Regions from separate parts of the Homo sapiens genome. Here all the other regions are linked to region 1. Evidence: chromatin loops called from intact Hi-C (ENCODE). Cell type or tissue: mammary epithelial cell. All regions are shown on one strand.

Evidence for each region. A loop is a pair of places that touch in the nucleus more often than their neighbours do. Peaks named below come from ENCODE experiments on the same cell type or tissue, not always from the same donor. Only the 100,000 strongest peaks of a DNase experiment are listed, where the experiment ranks them.
Region 2: a loop joins it to region 1, with 2.8 times the contacts of the local background. A loop is called at or near these places in 7 of 110 quality-filtered maps.
Region 3: a loop joins it to region 1, with 4 times the contacts of the local background. A loop is called at or near these places in 15 of 110 quality-filtered maps.
Region 4: a loop joins it to region 1, with 5 times the contacts of the local background. A loop is called at or near these places in 2 of 110 quality-filtered maps.

Annotation. Positions count from the first base shown.
Region 1 is chr2:158,891,395-158,895,394 of GRCh38, reverse strand. No RefSeq gene overlaps it. Among named protein-coding and RNA genes, the nearest start is that of TANC1, 75 kb to the left of the region's middle. RefSeq lists an enhancer at 1,785-1,954. In mammary epithelial cell, no CTCF peak of the experiment used is centred here; DNase peaks (open chromatin) are centred at 1,134, 2,104 and 2,834; H3K27ac peaks cover 2,139 bases.
Region 2 is chr2:159,155,126-159,159,125 of GRCh38, reverse strand. All of the region lies in intron 7 of TANC1 (tetratricopeptide repeat, ankyrin repeat and coiled-coil containing 1), which reads right to left. Among named protein-coding and RNA genes, the nearest start is that of MIR6888, 30 kb to the left of the region's middle. In mammary epithelial cell, a CTCF peak has its summit at 1,615; DNase peaks (open chromatin) are centred at 1,585, 2,125 and 3,525; H3K27ac peaks cover 3,199 bases.
Region 3 is chr2:159,966,094-159,970,093 of GRCh38, reverse strand. PLA2R1 (phospholipase A2 receptor 1) reads left to right here. Exons shown (of 30, transcript NM_007366.5): 19 at 735-838; 20 at 2,416-2,555. Among named protein-coding and RNA genes, the nearest start is that of LY75-CD302, 63 kb to the right of the region's middle. In mammary epithelial cell, a CTCF peak has its summit at 1,604 (motif pointing right); no DNase peak of the experiment used is centred here.
Region 4 is chr2:158,752,100-158,756,099 of GRCh38, reverse strand. No RefSeq gene overlaps it. Among named protein-coding and RNA genes, the nearest start is that of PKP4-AS1, 19 kb to the right of the region's middle. In mammary epithelial cell, CTCF peaks have their summits at 170 (motif pointing left), 535 and 1,897 (motif pointing right); no DNase peak of the experiment used is centred here.

The DNA.
Region 1 (4,000 bases):
AAAAAAAAAAGAAAAAAAAGAAAGAAAAAAGAAAAAAAAGAAAAGCCTAAAAGGGTAAATTTTATGTGAGATATATTTTTTTACCACAATATTAAAAATATTGATTTGTAACATGGAAACATTGATGTCTACCACAATTTGCATAATGCTATTTTGGCATAGGTTTCTTTCTTCTTTTCTTTTCTTTTTTTTTTTTTTGAGATGGAGTCTTGCTCTGTTGCCCATGCTGGAGTGCAGTGGCACGATCTCAGCTCACTGCAACCTCCACCTCCCGGGTTCAAGCAATTCTCCTGCCTCAGCCTCCCAAGTAGCTGGGACTATAGGGGCATGCCGCCACACTGGGCTAATATTTTGTATTTCGTATTCGTCTCGAACTCTTGACCTCAAGTGATCCACCCGCCTTGGCCTCTGAAAGTGCTGGGATTACAGGCGTGAGCCACCTTGCCCGGCCTGGCATAGTTTCCTTTTGAAAAAAAGTTAGCACTGGAGCTAACCTCCTAAGTACCTTTGTGCAGGTGAGAAAAAGCAACTTTTCCTCAGATACTTTGCTGCCATCTGCAAAAAAACGTATCCTAATGCACGTGCAAATCTACAATGACTTCAGTATGAAGGGAGCCCCCTAGAGTTGTGCAGTATACTACCTGCACAGGTTGTTCAAAGAGTCCCCAACAAAACACAAGTGCCCAGGCCTCTCTATCTCTGCAAATAGTCTGGGGTGACTGGTGGTGGGAAAAAAATAAATATAAAATATGAAAAAATAAAAATATAAAAATATAAAAAATAAAAAATAAATTTTTTTTTAATATGGAAAGTTTGGATTATACTGGTTGTAGCTGTTGAAAATGCTGTTCCATCAACATTAATAAGCCAAAAACAAAGTCTCCCAAGGTGCCCAGCTGACAATTCAGGAGGTGGCTTTGAACAAGAAGTGGTGGGAATGATGTGTCAGGAAAGAAAGAAGCCACTGCCAGGGTCGGCCTTATTCATGGATAAACAGATTTATATTATGCGAACACTGAAGAGGCCCTGTGCACATTTCTATTCTCTAGTTTTGGGGATGCCTAAAATTCCAACGACTTTCTTCATGACTTATAGCTTGTCAGAACTACAAAGAGCCTTTGACGTCACCTGGTTCTAATCTCCAATTTCTCAGATGAGACACTGCAGTCTAGAAATGTTAAATGACTCAGCCACAGGCACACACTAGTTGGTATTTTGCTTTGCTCTCTACCTGAGAATCTGGCAGGGAAGAGGGTCCTCCAAGAGAGGAGAGAATATCAAAATGGGCAGGGACGTGGTTCTAGAGACAGGGGTGCTCCACTTCACAGTCATTATAATTTCCCTTTTCCCATAATCCCTAAGCCATAGGAGGGGTGAATGGGGAGGGAAAGGCAGAGGCTCGATAACATTGATAACCCTGAGAAGCATACTAAAGCTTAAGAAGAATCTATAAGTAGTGTGTATTTGACTTTTCATTCATTTATTCACTAAATACATTGAGCATCAACTTAAGACAAGCATTATGTACTTGAGGGTCTTGTGAACTAGTTGGGGAGAGAGACATGTAAACAGATAAATTATAGTAAGACCTGTAATATGCTGATTTAGATGTATGAACCTAGTGCTGAGGGGACCCTGAGGTGGGAACAACTCTTTTTCCACAGAGGCCTTGGGGAAAGCTTTCCAGAGGAAGCAATATTGGAGTGGGTTTTGAAGGGTGAATAGGAGTTTAGCAGGTGGGAAGGGTGTGAGGGAAGGTTCTAAGAATTCCGGGTGGAAATAATAGCCTGTGCCCTGGGGTAGGGTCTAGAGAGTGTGATCCCTTTAGGAATGGCAGGAGCACCCTGTGTTTTAGTAGCACATGGGAGTTGACCTGGGCCAAGGTACCGAGTTGGCATTTTATCCTGTAGCCAAGCAAGTCAACAAAGGCTGTGAAGCAGAGTGTGACAGGATTCCTTGTGGAAGGAGAGAAGGACTCTGGCTTCCAAGGAGGATGAACAGCAGTGAGAGAGAGCAGAGTTGGGGAGACGGGGCAGGGGCTGTGAACACTCAGGCTGTGCTCCATCAGTGAACGAACTTGCCAGGACAAGCCGGGCAGCGGGGTGGAGAATGGCTCAGCCCCAACCCCCTGCAGCCATCTGTTCCTCCACACGCACACTGTGCCTCCTCCCACTCCTGAGCCGGCAGAACTTCTGCCACTGACATTTGAAACAGTGGGGGAGTTGAAAGAGGGAGGCCTGTGGCGAATGCCCCCCACCCCATCCCTCCTTGGGCTTGCTTGGTCTGAATGTGGGATATGATGTATGTGGTTACACGTGTGGCACCTACCTCTAGCAGTCAGGAGGTGAACCAGGAATGTCACTTTATTCCTTCCAATGGAAACGAACTGCCTCTGATACTGAGCATAGCAGGAGAAACTGAGCATCTGGGTGTAAAGCAGAGAAGACTGCTAGTGGGAGAGAAAAGGGCTTTAGTCTGGTAGTGGCTGGTACCAGGAGAACTACATTAGAGCAAGCCTAAGGTTGTCACCAACTTCTGTAGGAACAGGCAGAGGGTTTGTGGCCAGGTAGTCGGCTCAACTCCAGAGGCTGAGCTGACATATTGGACCCTCAGCCTTTGGGCTAATGTAGCCTTAGTCTGAACCAGCTGAGGACATTTTCTAGCTGAGGGTTTGAGGAGAGTTCCTTGTTTGGTAGCCCCCAGCTCAGCACAATGCCGGGTTCAGTAAATGATTCCTAAATGGAATCAAACTCAAGTGAGGAACCTACTGAGAGTCTTCACTTGTAACTGTACACACCTGTATATAGCCCCATGGCTTGTAGCAACATGTTTTTTAAAAGCTGCACATTGGCCACACACAGTGGCTCAAGCCTGTGATCCCAGCACTTTGGGAGCCTGAGGTGGGTGGATTGCTTAAGCCTAGGAGTTGGAGACCAGCCTGGGCAACATGGTGAAACCCCATCTCTACAAAAAATACAAAAATTAGCCAAGCATGGTAGTGTGTGCCTGTAGTCCCAGCTACTCAGAAGGCTGAGGTGGGAGGGTCACTTGAGCCCAGGAAGTCGAGGCTGCAGTGAGCTGTGATGGTGCCACTGCACTGCAGCCTGGGTGACAGAGCGAGACTCTGTCTCAACAACAACAACAACAACAACAACAAATCTGCACGCTATTATCTGGACAGGTGAATATTGAGAGAAGGAGGCGCAAAAAGCATGTGGGGGGGGCAGGAACCATGAACAGAGGCAGGGAGCAGAGAGAGAATGGTGCTGAGCAGGGGCTTGGAGGCCCCTTGTGTAAATGCAGAAGAGATGTTTAACCTTTAGTTGCCTGACAGAGAAAATGGAATGTTCCAGGGAGCAGTGGTGGTGACAGTGGTAGAGGACACTTGAGGGGCTTGCACACCTAAAGAGAAGTTTCTCAATATTTTAAATAACCACTATGGCCATACTGGTGCATGTGGTTACTGAGGGCAAAAGATGAGGGGGCAGGAAAAGACCTAGGCAAGTGCCACAGCAGGACTTACCAAGACAGCTTCATGGCAGACAGACTGCTGCAGTGTCCAGGGTGGAGAAATTGGGAAATAATAATAATAGTAATACTTTCCAGGTTCTCCACACTTAGGTAAGTCATTTAATCCTCACCACAATTCCATGAAGTAGATACATTAATTTTCCTTATTTTACAGATGAGGAAAATTGAAGAGTGCTCCGGATCATAAAGTAATTGAAGAAAAACAATGGGTAAAACATAAGCCCCCTACTGTCTCGTAGGAATTTAAAAACCATAGCCACCCTGTCACAACCTGCTCTCTACCCAAGGTCTCCCATGACTGCAACGCACACCAAAACCTTGTTTGTAACTGATGGATTTGAAGGTGGGAGATTCAAGTAGAATATGTGAGAAATAGCTTTAACATTTTACAACCAAATCAATAAAAGCTAAAAACACAGTTGCCTCTCCCTGTATTAACCAGTGCTGGGAACAGGCAAAAATATGTGAG
Region 2 (4,000 bases), 260 kb before region 1:
AGAAAAATAAAATCAGTGTCGGTCCAGGGCCCTATAGGTAGTTTGGTGGGATCCAAATCAAGTTATAGGCTTAAATGAACATCAAGAAGAAAGCTAACTGTAACCTGACTACAGCATTAGCCCAGAATTGTTCAGGAACTAAGGACCAGAGATACCAAACATATGCCACAAACAATTCATCAGAACCTTCTCTTTGAGCTACAGAGAAGACAAGGGTGAAAAGAGCAAGGGGCTTGCTGCAACCTTGGCTTCTCCCCTCTAGGGGGTCCACAAGGAGGTATGCGTCTCCAGACCCGGTACCATTTTGGGCAATGGACATTTTTGTCTTTATAAACACCACCTTCCACATGTGTTTTCTCTCTTTCCACTAGCTATCAGGAAACTTAGGAGTAAAGCTTTCTGCCCACTTATAAGAAGAATACAGTCTTATGAATGTGACTCCTCAATGCATCTTTTCTCTTGCCCTATTTCATACTTTCCCCAACTCATACCTTCATGGAAAAGGAAAAATCTTGGTTTATTACATGTCTGTTTTGAGCATTTCAAATTCACTGGTGAGGAATTAAGTAATGATCCTTAAGAAATCACAACAGTGGCTAAGATGAATATTGGAATACTGTTTACTATATGCCAGGCTTCATTCTAAGTTCTTTTTGCACTTCAACTCACTGACTCTCATTAACAGCCCTATGGACAGGAAAGCCCCAGAATGCCCTAAGTCCCACTCTATCCTAGAATGGGGCTCTACATGGTTTTTTTTTGTTTCGAGACAGGGTCTCGCTCTGTTGCCCAGGCTGGAGTACAGTGGTGCAATGACAGCTCACTGCAGCCTCGACCTCACGGGCTCAAACGATCTTTCCACCTCAGCCTCCTGAGTAGCTGGGACCACAGGCATGCACCACCAGCACCCCTGGCTCATTTTTAAGTTTTTTTGTAGAAACAAAATCTCCCTATGTTGCCCAGGCTGGTTTTGAACTAATGGGCTCAAGCGATCCTCCCACCTCAGCCTCACATGGTGATGGGATAACAGGCGTGACCCACCATGCCCGGCCTCTCTACACTGCTCTGATCATACCATACTATTAAGACAAGACTTGGCATACATCCCAAATACATGTACTATAAATTATGTACATATACTATTATAATAGAAAATACGCATTTTGAGAGGACTCTCTGAAGAGAGTGATTTGTCCTTCCCTGGGTTGCAGAGAAAATTAGACATAAGGGCATATGTCAAGTGCCTCAGGCATCATGAATGCTCAGGAATGTTTTCCTCCCCACACAACTGAAGAAAAATAAAGTAGCACTTAAAAAGCAAACATTTTTTAACCTCTGTATTTAGCTTAGTGGTTGACAGGAAGAATTTAAAGTTAAAACACTGGACCAATGAATTAAGGATCAAACAAGAAAGGAACATAATGGCCGCTCATAAAAGTGGATGAAAGGAAGAAGTGAATAGAAAAGGAAAAGCCCACTACTGTAGCGAGACTGCCTCCTGTGACTAAGAACTTTCCAAATTAGGTTTCACTGCTGCAGAGGAAGTCCGATCAGGAAAAGATCAGAGACAAGTCAAGGCAACGCGCGCAGAAGTCTGTAGGCCTCTTGGCTGACAGGTGGCGTCCCTCTCTTGTGCACCCACACCTCACACCCAGCAGGCATTCAAGCCACCAGGCCACATTTTGGATTTTCCCAAGTGTGTAAGGGAAAGCCTGCACAATGAAACCGGCCTGACTTAAACCTTTCTGGCCAGAATTGCCAGACTGTACTTTTATTTCCACCCCTACCTAGGCCCGGCCACCTGCAAACTAACCAACCACAGAGAACAAAGTCCCTGGTTCACCTGCGGCCACAGCTTTTAACCTGAGGGGTCTAGTGAAGGCACTTAAGCCACCTTGCCTGGAATGCCAACAGAATGTCCCAGGTGGGACCCCCGCCCCAACCCTGCATGGTAACCTTCAGCTTCAGGAGACTTCTGGCTTCTCCTTCTGCAACTGCCCAGCCCCATCCAATGCGCCACAGGGCCCTGCTCCCTCTCTGGCCTTGCTCTGGGAGCCCCGTATGCTGGCTTGTGACAGCCAGATCTCTGTACGAAATTTCTAGCTCAGTGCTCACCTGTGTTGCGCAAGGCATGCTCTGCTATGACATGCAGCAAGGCCAGGGGCCCGAGCCGCACATTCCCAGCCACATTCATCAGGCTCTTCAACTAAGGAAACACCTAAAGGAATGGCTGGGAGCAGGTGGTGCTGGGCGGGGAGGATGGGACCCACCACACTGCCCAACTGAGAAGTCTCCAGAGACAAGTCTAAGGACTTAAATAACATGACATTTTCCAGAAAAAGCACAGTGTTTTGATAAAGCCTCACATAACCTGTGCACAGACACTGGAGCTTCTCACACAGTCTAATGACCCTTTTCCAGACTTTGGAAAAGAGTTCGATTAGTGGTATCATTATGCGCCCACAGCATACATCTTCCGTCAGAGGTATCAATCACTGTCATGTCTTAAATTCTTCTCAGTAATTCACAACTTGCTCAGACTCTCCACAGAACAGAAGACCATTTTGTAGTCCCACAAGTGGACAAGTTTTGACAATAGATGCTGTGCCTTATCTTTATTGTCCCAGTACTGAACATGCTTGCTCCTGGTACACAGTAGGCGCCAATAAATGCTTGCTACACCAATAGAACAGCCTGAAGAATCCAACTACAGTCTGAATAAAAGTACAGCAGGCTCTTTGCTGACTCAAATCATTGCCAAGAATTTCTTTCCCACATTAAGCATATTACCAAATTATATACATAAAGAAAAATTCTTCTCTTCACCCAAGAGATTTTAAAAAAAAGGCTTCTATAATTAAGGATGATTTTAAAAATTGCAGGCAACGTAGCAAAATGAATATTAACCCAGACTTGAAACAGTCTAAATAGTTATTACCAAATCAATTTCAAAGCATTTCAATTTAGTAGTGAGCAGGGCGATACAGGTGGCAACAAAGCAGTATTAGCATAAAATCAAAAGGGCAGGATTTACAACAAGTCAAAAAGGAAAATAAAGTACAATTAATTCATCTTTGTGTGCCTCTGCATCTGATTATCTCCCTTGGGGCACAAAGTCCAGGAAATAAAAGGTCTAAAGCTACCTCTGGAATCACTTTCATTTTATAAGCCTAGCAGGAGGTAGGAGAGAGTCAAAGGAAGATAAAAGTCAGCCCATGATAATTTTTTTTTAAACATCCTAAGCAACTAGGCAGAAAAATAAATATTATCAAACTCTAGCAAGATACTCTAGCAGGATACTAACCAGGTGTCTAATATTTTACTGCAAGCTACTTCTGCAGAAGTGTTTCTACGAAGGTATTCCCCTGTCTAAATGCATACCTGCCTCTCTGCTTCAAACTGAGCAAGAAGAAAACAAATGTAAGCATGAGGAAAGCAAAGGAAAGGCATTCAGAAGAGCTTGAATTCTGAGCACTTAATCACCCAGAAAGCCACCTAGCCAGGTGGAATGTGGCGGCTCATGCCTGCCAGCTCAGGTGCTGAGAGCTGGGCAGGTAGATTACATACCTGCTCTGTGTGGCAGACACACCCAGCTGGGGAGAGGCAGCCACTGTTCCCTCAGGGTCCCCTCCCTTCATGGAACTGTCCTAGCACCGTTTCTCCAAAGGAGGCCGATTCAGGACACTACAAAAATGCTCCGGAGATTACACATCTCAACAGGTAAAGAAAGGCAGATTAAAAAGACGAATGGAGAGAGTGACTGACTTAACGGCCCCTCCCTCAGCCAGAATAAGTCCTTCCCCTCTGCACATCTATCATTAATGGATAGGAAGGATTTCTTTTTATTTTGATAGGAAAGCTGGGTTTTCTTTGTTTCTTCTCATCCAGGCTCTATCCTCTTTCTTCCTAAATGCAGAAATAGCCTATTTTCTTGAAACTAATATACACACTTAAAATTTTATCACGATATGTACATAAACACAAATTAAATTTATCTCAA
Region 3 (4,000 bases), 1.1 Mb before region 1:
AATGATTAGATTCAATTTTAGTGATCAATTTGTTGAATACCCTTCAAACATTAACTTATAAATTTTCACTTCTCTAACCAAAGACATGAGTGTTTTTTAAAGAATATGCTTATGAAACCATCCCGACAATCTAGCCATAAACATATCCATCACCTCCAAAAGCTTTCTTTCCTGCTCTATTCATTTATTTATTTATTCACTAATTCATTCATTTTTGTGATGAGAACTCTTAACATAAAATCTACCCTCTTAGCTGGGCGCGGTGGTTCACACCTGTAATCCCAGTACTTTGGGAGGCCAAGGAGGGCGGATCGCCTGAGGTCAGGAGTTCAAGACCAGCCTGGCCAACATGGAGAAACTCTCTCTCTACTAAAAATACAAAAATTAGCTGGGCGTGGTGGTGCGCACCTGTAGACCCAGCTACTTGGGGGGGCTAAGGTAGGAGAATCACTTGAACCCGTGAGGCAGAGGCTGCCGTGAGCCGAGATCGTGCCACTGTACTCAGCCTGGGTGACAGAGAGAGACTCCATCTCAAAAAAAATCTACCACCTTAGAAAAATTTTAAGTATATGATACAATATTGTTAACTATAGGTACTATGCTACATATGAGTATATTTTTTAAATTTAATAGAATATTATATCTTCAATCCCTACCTCAGAACTCTAAGAATGATGTTGGAGACTGGACATGCAGAATGAGAGAAGACCTTAACATTTTTAATCTTCCCACAGCTGGAGAGATGGAACACCAGTGATATACCAGAACTGGGACACAGGAAGAGAAAGAACTGTGAATAATCAGAGCCAGAGATGTGGCTTTATTTCTTCTATAACAGGTTATTTTACTTACCCATTTTTGGGTTTATAATACAAACTGATAATTTTCAGGAGGCTTAAAGTCTTTTCCTTGCATCATTTCCATGAGAAGTTTCTGTTTATTTCTCTTTTCAGTTGACGTGTTCAGTTTTGTCTGCCATAAGGCTTAAGGATGGCCATTTTTTTCTGTTCAATCCATGCATTCATGTTCTTGGAAATAATTTACATCTGAATAAGTCCTTCCTCATAAATCAAGACAGCACCAGAAATGGGCCCAATGAAACTTTAAAGAAATATATGCCTGACAAATACTTTTTTCTATGGTATTTCAATGGAAGCACTTTTTAAAAAAATCTATTCCTATATCCAATTTATAATGGGCCAGAACTTTAACCTCTGTGAAATTTACTTCCATTTTCCTATTTAATAAATGTTTTGATTCAAGTCAGTATTCTTTTTTCTTTTACTACCTGTCATCAATTGCTGCTTGCTTTAGAATGGCAACTGTTTGCAAGTTGGATTTAGAAGCACATTTAGGTTGAAGATTGGTTTTTTAAATTCTCCTCATCAGTGCAGTGTAGTTAGGTTGATTGTCCACTCATTCCCCTTCTTTCTAACCAATAAAAGATAATGATACCCATTACTCTAACAGATTCATAACTAACCTGTGCCCCAGGCCAGGAGAGGGATAAACACAGAAAATAATTTTGGGTGTGAGGGCCTCTGCAGAGAGTTAGGAAAGGAAAATCCGTGTGGTTAATCAGCCTGCTTTTACCAGCAGGTGTCACAACAGCCTACAGAAAGGACTGTTTTGAGCGTCTGGGAGAATAGCAGCTAATCTGCATTGAAAATAGCATTCCAGCCCTTCCTTCAAAATGCCAACATCTTTTGGGCTCATATTCCTGATCTAGAAAACTGAGCCTGCCCTTGCAATTGGCATGCATTCTGCCCTGTTCTGGAATTTATGACTTGGATGCCAATAAAATGCATTCTATAATCCTTATTCTGAAAATATAGCTCTTCTAAATTAAAAAAAAAAAAAAGCAGTTAGTTTGTCGGAGGCTAAGGATTTGAGGATATTTCTTACTGAAGACATGTCTATATGTGAGTCTGGTTTACTTAAGGATCAGTATTAAATGCTGTTTTCTTGGAAGTTCTTGAGTTAATTTTTCTAAATTATTATATTTTCTAAAGAATTATAAAGTAGAAATTATCTACTGTTTTAGAATCTTTTTCCTCTCTGTACATTGAAATTGAACATTTTAAAATGAAATTGTTACCCTACAAAGTATTCTTTTGCTACACAAGTCAAATATTCTTAAGATTTTAATCAGTTCTATGATTCAAATTGCAGTATTTATTTAGATTTTTTTAATTTGCAAAATTTTTACATTCTTAAATTAAAATTACTGAGTTGGCCTTGCCCAGTTAGCTGTTGTCCCTAGAGAAATCTAAGATCAGTAGTTTAGTTCAGTTTCTAGATTTTAAAAAATAAATTATGAAAAACCATAGCCTCATAAAAATAGTGATCAATAGAGAATGCCTTCAAAGAATCGCCATTGTTCCTAAGCCATTTCTAACCCATTTTCTCCTCCAGGACTCTGGGGTAGTGAAGAGTGTTCAGTTTCTATGCCTAGTATCTGTAAGCGAAAAAAGGTTTGGCTCATAGAGAAAAAGAAAGATACACCAAAACAACATGGAACGTGTCCCAAAGGATGGCTATATTTTAACTATAAGGTAAGCTTGTTTTTCAAAAGTTGCCTTTGTTTCTCTTTTGTAGACACTAATTTTGGAAAGTGTTCAAAAAGTGAAAGTGGCTTTTGAAAGCTGTGAGTTGTCCATAGGACCTGGAATTTTTTTGTCACAACTTTCAAGAAATTTGAGTTTTCCATTTAGTAACAAATCTTTTGGAACAAAAGATTTTTGTCAAAAACAGCCTGGACACTGCCCCTCGTTTCTATACTCAGTTTTACTGTTGGCATAGTCATTTATTGTGCTGTATGAATGTTTCATTAGGTGTAACATATGTATGTATATGTATGTATGCATGTGTGTGTGCATATGCATGTGTGTGTGTGCTCATGTGCGTGCGTGTGTGTGCACGTGTATGTATGTGCCTGCATGCCTGTGTGTCTAGGTTCTGCTCCCAAATAAGCTGTAAATTTCAGAGGACCCAGACTCCATCTCCTACTCTTGTGTTTTCCCTGCCTGGAGCCGGCATAGAGCTCTGCCCACTAGTGAATTGAGGGACTAATAACTTAGCTTGGTCAATGTCATCTTAAGCCTCATAAAGCTGGTGCTTCCATGCAGATTTGAATTAAGAAAAAAAAAATTGCCAGTGGGGATATTTTAAACCAGATTTATTATTTCTGATGCTGCCTTCAATTAAGGCCTAGTCTCCCTCCACTCTTCATATTTTATAATAAAATAACTTTATAGGCCTTAGGTGGAAGTAATTAAAATGCATCCCAAATTATAATTGTTTAACTCTTAGAAAATTAAAAAACCCAAACTGTGTCATCATTTCATATGCTAATATGAAATTCCTCTTCAATTGTGGACAGCCAATTTTTAATCTAAGTGTTCAGTTATATTGGCAGGGCTTTCTCTCCTTTGTGATCTTCCTCCCATTGTTAATTTGAGAAATGAGGCCACTTGGATTTTTCACACATTCATTGAGTACCCACCAGACATTTGGCACTGACTTTTAAATTTTTTTAATATCTGGTAAATACACACAATATAGAATTCACCATTCTAGCCATTTTTGTCTACTGTTTACTAGTGTTAAGTATCACATACTCACACTGTCATTCAACAAATCTCCAGACCTTTTCCATCTTGCAAAACTGAAACTGTACCCATTAAACGACTCCCTGTTCTTCCTACTCTGAACCCCTTGGCAACTGCTGTTCTACTTTCTGTGTCTTTGAAATTGACTAATTTAGATACCTCATGTAAGTGGAATCAGACAGTATTTGCCTTTTTGTGACTGGCTTATTTCAGTTAGCATAATGTCCTCAAGGTTCACCCACACTGGCATGCGACAGGACTTCCTTTTGACGGTTGGACAATATTCCATTGTATGGATATACTACATTTTGTTTATCCAGTCATCCATTGGTGGACATTTGAGTTACGTCCCCCCTTAGCTAATTGATTGTATGTTTATTTCTTATATC
Region 4 (4,000 bases), 140 kb after region 1:
TGCTATATTGTGATTCTCTGTTCACGTGTCTCTTTGTGTTAGACTTGGCAGTTGCAGACTGGCATTGCTTGTGGGCAGAGAGCCTCTGGTGCCTGCAGAATGTGGACTGGCCACCTCGTAGGTGGGCAATGGGTGTCTAGGAATGTGTTACTAGGAGGGCACAGGGGCGCCCCCTCTTGGCGAGCAGGAATAAGCCTACACACTCTCTCACCTTCCCTGGCCCTGACACTAGCATAACACACTTTATTGACTTTAAAGCGATGAAACGAAGGCAAATGAGACACCAGATGGGCAAGCATGCTGAGCTCTTTGGAGAAAAGAGGCTGTGTAAATCCAAGTCTTTCTTTTATTGAAGAAACAAGGCAAATGACTCCAAATTGTCTTTACTTTATTGTGCCTGAAAAAAGAAAAGTCAGTCCAGATCATGGAAATGGCATTCGGTGGCATCTGAATGGAATCCTCATGCACTAAATGCAAGACTTATGGGCAAGCTGTGAGTCTGGGGTGCTGCACTGTCATCTAGTGATGAGGTGAGAGTGTGCCCCTGCATGACTAAGCCCTTCCTTTTCATTTGTTGTCTGTTGCTGTAAAATTGGAGGAGCATATGAATCCTTCCTGCTGCCCACGTGAGAACATTTGTCACTTCCCATTTATCAAAAGACACCACAAAGGTGCTAAGCTCCAGCAAGGCAAAGGTAAATACAATCTCATCCTACTCTCAATGTGTCCACATGTCAGATGCCACATGCTTTGAAGCCACATACCTGGAATATTTTGAAAGAAAGAAATCTCAGTGGGAAGGAATATAAAATTTGCTTGCAGGCACACATGAAAGATATGAGCAGTTACAGGTCCTTTATTTGGGTTTTATTTGGTCAGTTGGGTCCCATCGTTAGACAAAAAGCTAAATATTTTTCACATGTGTTGGCAGTTTTAGGGCTGTTATAACATTGACTTTTCTAGTACCAATAGATGGGCAGTACGTTAAGTCAGAGAGAAGCATTTGACTATGAGCTTTTCTCAACTGAAGTTACAATAGTTTCCCTTTATCTGTGGGTGATACATTCCAAGACCCCCAGTGGATGCCTGAACCATATATATATTATGTCTTTTGCTATATATATGTACCTACGATAAAGTTTAATGTATAAACTAGGCACAATAAGAGATGAATAACAATAATAATAAAATAGAACAGGCCAGGCACAGTGGCTCACACCTATAATCCCAGCACTTTGGGAGGCTGAGGCGGGTGGATCACCTCTCTACTAAAAATACAAAAATTAGTCGGGCCTGGTGGCAGGCGCCTGTAATCCCAGCTATTCGGGAGGCTGAGGCAGGAGAATGGCTTGAACCTGGGAAGTGGAGGTTGCAGTGAACCGAGATTGCACCACTGCACTCCAGCCTGGGCAACAGAGCGAGACTCCATTTCAAAAACAAAAAAGAAACAAAACAAAACAAAAAAACCAACCAAACAAAAACAAACCCTAGACCATTCTGTCCACACAGGCATCAGCTTCTTATCAAATATTTTCCCATCAGAAATAACTTTCCCTTCCCAAGATGACTTCTGGCTAGTTGATTTTCTCCAGCTCAGCATCCTTGCTTTGCAAACCCAATCAAGCCTTAGGAGCTCTGTGCTGGGAAGCTAATCCTGGGAAGCTTCAGTAAGACCTGCGAGGATTTGTGCACCGCTCAGACGTCCATTTCAATATTCACGACCTGTATTTGGCATTTTCAATAAAATTCAAAAGCAAATGGCTTTCCACCATTACAGCTTATTATGTAGGTGTTAGGAGGCATTCTCTTCTTGTCTCCCATACTCTGTAGCGGTTCCTCCTGCTGTTTTCTGTGGAAATGACCATCTGGTTGGGACTTCCTAGAGATGACCACTAGAGGGCACATGATTCCCAGCTCACAAGCCCTTTACACCGCCAATTCCTGGGGCTTTGCTGCAGAAAAAGACAGTTTTTGTTTGTTTGTTTGTTTGTTTGTTTTCCCTCAGAAACAGGAGGAAAGCACTTGAAATTCCCTGGATGCAGCTAAGACATTTTCTTCAGCATTCATCTGTGAAATGCTGGCTGCAAGCAGACATTCTGGCGGGTAGAGGAAGGACTGTATTCTCTGTTCCCGTCACTCATTCCCACCAAGGGGAGGAGAAAAGGGCTGCAGAAAGCTGCTCAAATGAGTTTTGTTCTTTCTCAGATGGCTAAAGAGAATATACTTGTAGGCCACATGCGTCTATTCAGGCCTCATGGTGTAGTGAAAAGAATGTGTTTTGGAAGTAGACAAACCTGGGATTTATTTCCCACACGCAGGCTTCCTGCCAAGAGGGTGCACTGGCCCGGTCTGCCGGCTCCTCTCCCAAGTCAGCCCTGGAGAAGCTCCAACATTAACTTGAAGGGAGGTAGGGGAGCGGTTAGGGAGACCAAATCACACGGGAGTGTCCCTTGGGCTCAGATACTCTGGAGGGAAAGAGAGAGTGATGGCACTGATAAATTAACGTGGGAAAATAAACATGAGTACGGTCAAACATTAGGAGTGACCAGGATAACATCAAAATTAGAATGCTTAACTTTAAACTAGTAGGTGAAAATCCATGGGAAGTGGAAATGGGAAAAAAAAGAAATTTTAAAATCTTGTATTATGAATGAAAAGTCTGAATTAAAATGCTGAACTAAGTCTTCATAAAATAGTAACTAAATATTGCTCAGCTGCTGCACTTACTAACTCCGTGACCTTGGATAGGTTGATAAACTTTCCTGAGCTTCAGTTTCCTCATCTCTAAAATGGGTAAACTTTGTATGGTCACAAGCTTTCTGGGAAAGTTGAATTCTACGATGCACATGAAACAGGCCTCCTGTGCCTGACCCCTGGGAGATGGCTGGCCTTCTAGTTCTCATCTCTCTTTTCTGTCTCTAGCACGTTTAACATCTGAACACCTATGCAGTCAACAATATTTCCTAAGTGTCTGTCAGGTTATGTTCAGCTGCAAGTGACAGAACACGTTACTTAAATAAACAACAAGGAAAACAGTATTATCTCTATAGTGAGATACAATCACAATATTATTATATAGGTAATATAGTGAAAAGGTATTATCTCATCACAAGAAGTCAAGCAGCAGGGCAGTTCCAGGGCTGGTTGATTCAACGTCTTAGCAAAATCATCAAGGACTTGGGTTCATTCCATACTTTGGCTCTGCCATCCTCAGCAGGTGAATATTTGTCCTTGTGCCTTTCATCATGGCTGTACAACAGCCGCCTCCCACTCACCTAAAAACAGGGATGGGTTGTTTCCTCTCCTGAAACTCTTTAAAATGTTCCTGAAACTGTTTCTCAGAAATCATCCCAGCATATCTCCCCTCATGTCTCACTGACCAGAGTGGGTCACATTGCGCATCCCTAAGTCAGCCTCTGGGAGGGTGAATAGGTTTCCATGATTGGAACAGACCAATCATGAATCAACCTTAGATCTCTCTTGGTCTTCTGGAGTTGTTGGTACTAGAAAAGAAATCAATTACGTAAAGAAAAAGGGAAAAAATGTCTGTTGGGTAGGCAACCAAGACTGTTTTCCAGGCCCTGTATTTGGTGTTGGGCATATAGTAGTTAATAAGTCAGATGCCATCCTGGAAAGCTTACAGTACGGAAGGTTATGGACAAGCAAACTGGTATTTACATTCTAGCGTCTAAGTACTATGCATAGAGAACTAAAGGGCAGTAGCTCATAACTGGTGGTGAAGAAAGACTTTCTGGAGGGGGTGCTGTTTGCCTGAGACCTGAAGGATAAGCTAGGCATTTTCCAGATGATCGGGTATAGAAGTAGAATAAGAGACTGAATGAAACCCTGGGAACAAGAGTGATTATGACATATTCAGGTAACTGAAAATGAGTTACGTGTGGGAGGGGATACTGGGATAGAGGAGGCTAAGGGGTCAGCAGAGGCCAGTCATGAAGGCCTCGGAAACCATGTTGGAATCACATTATGTGAGCAATGGTCT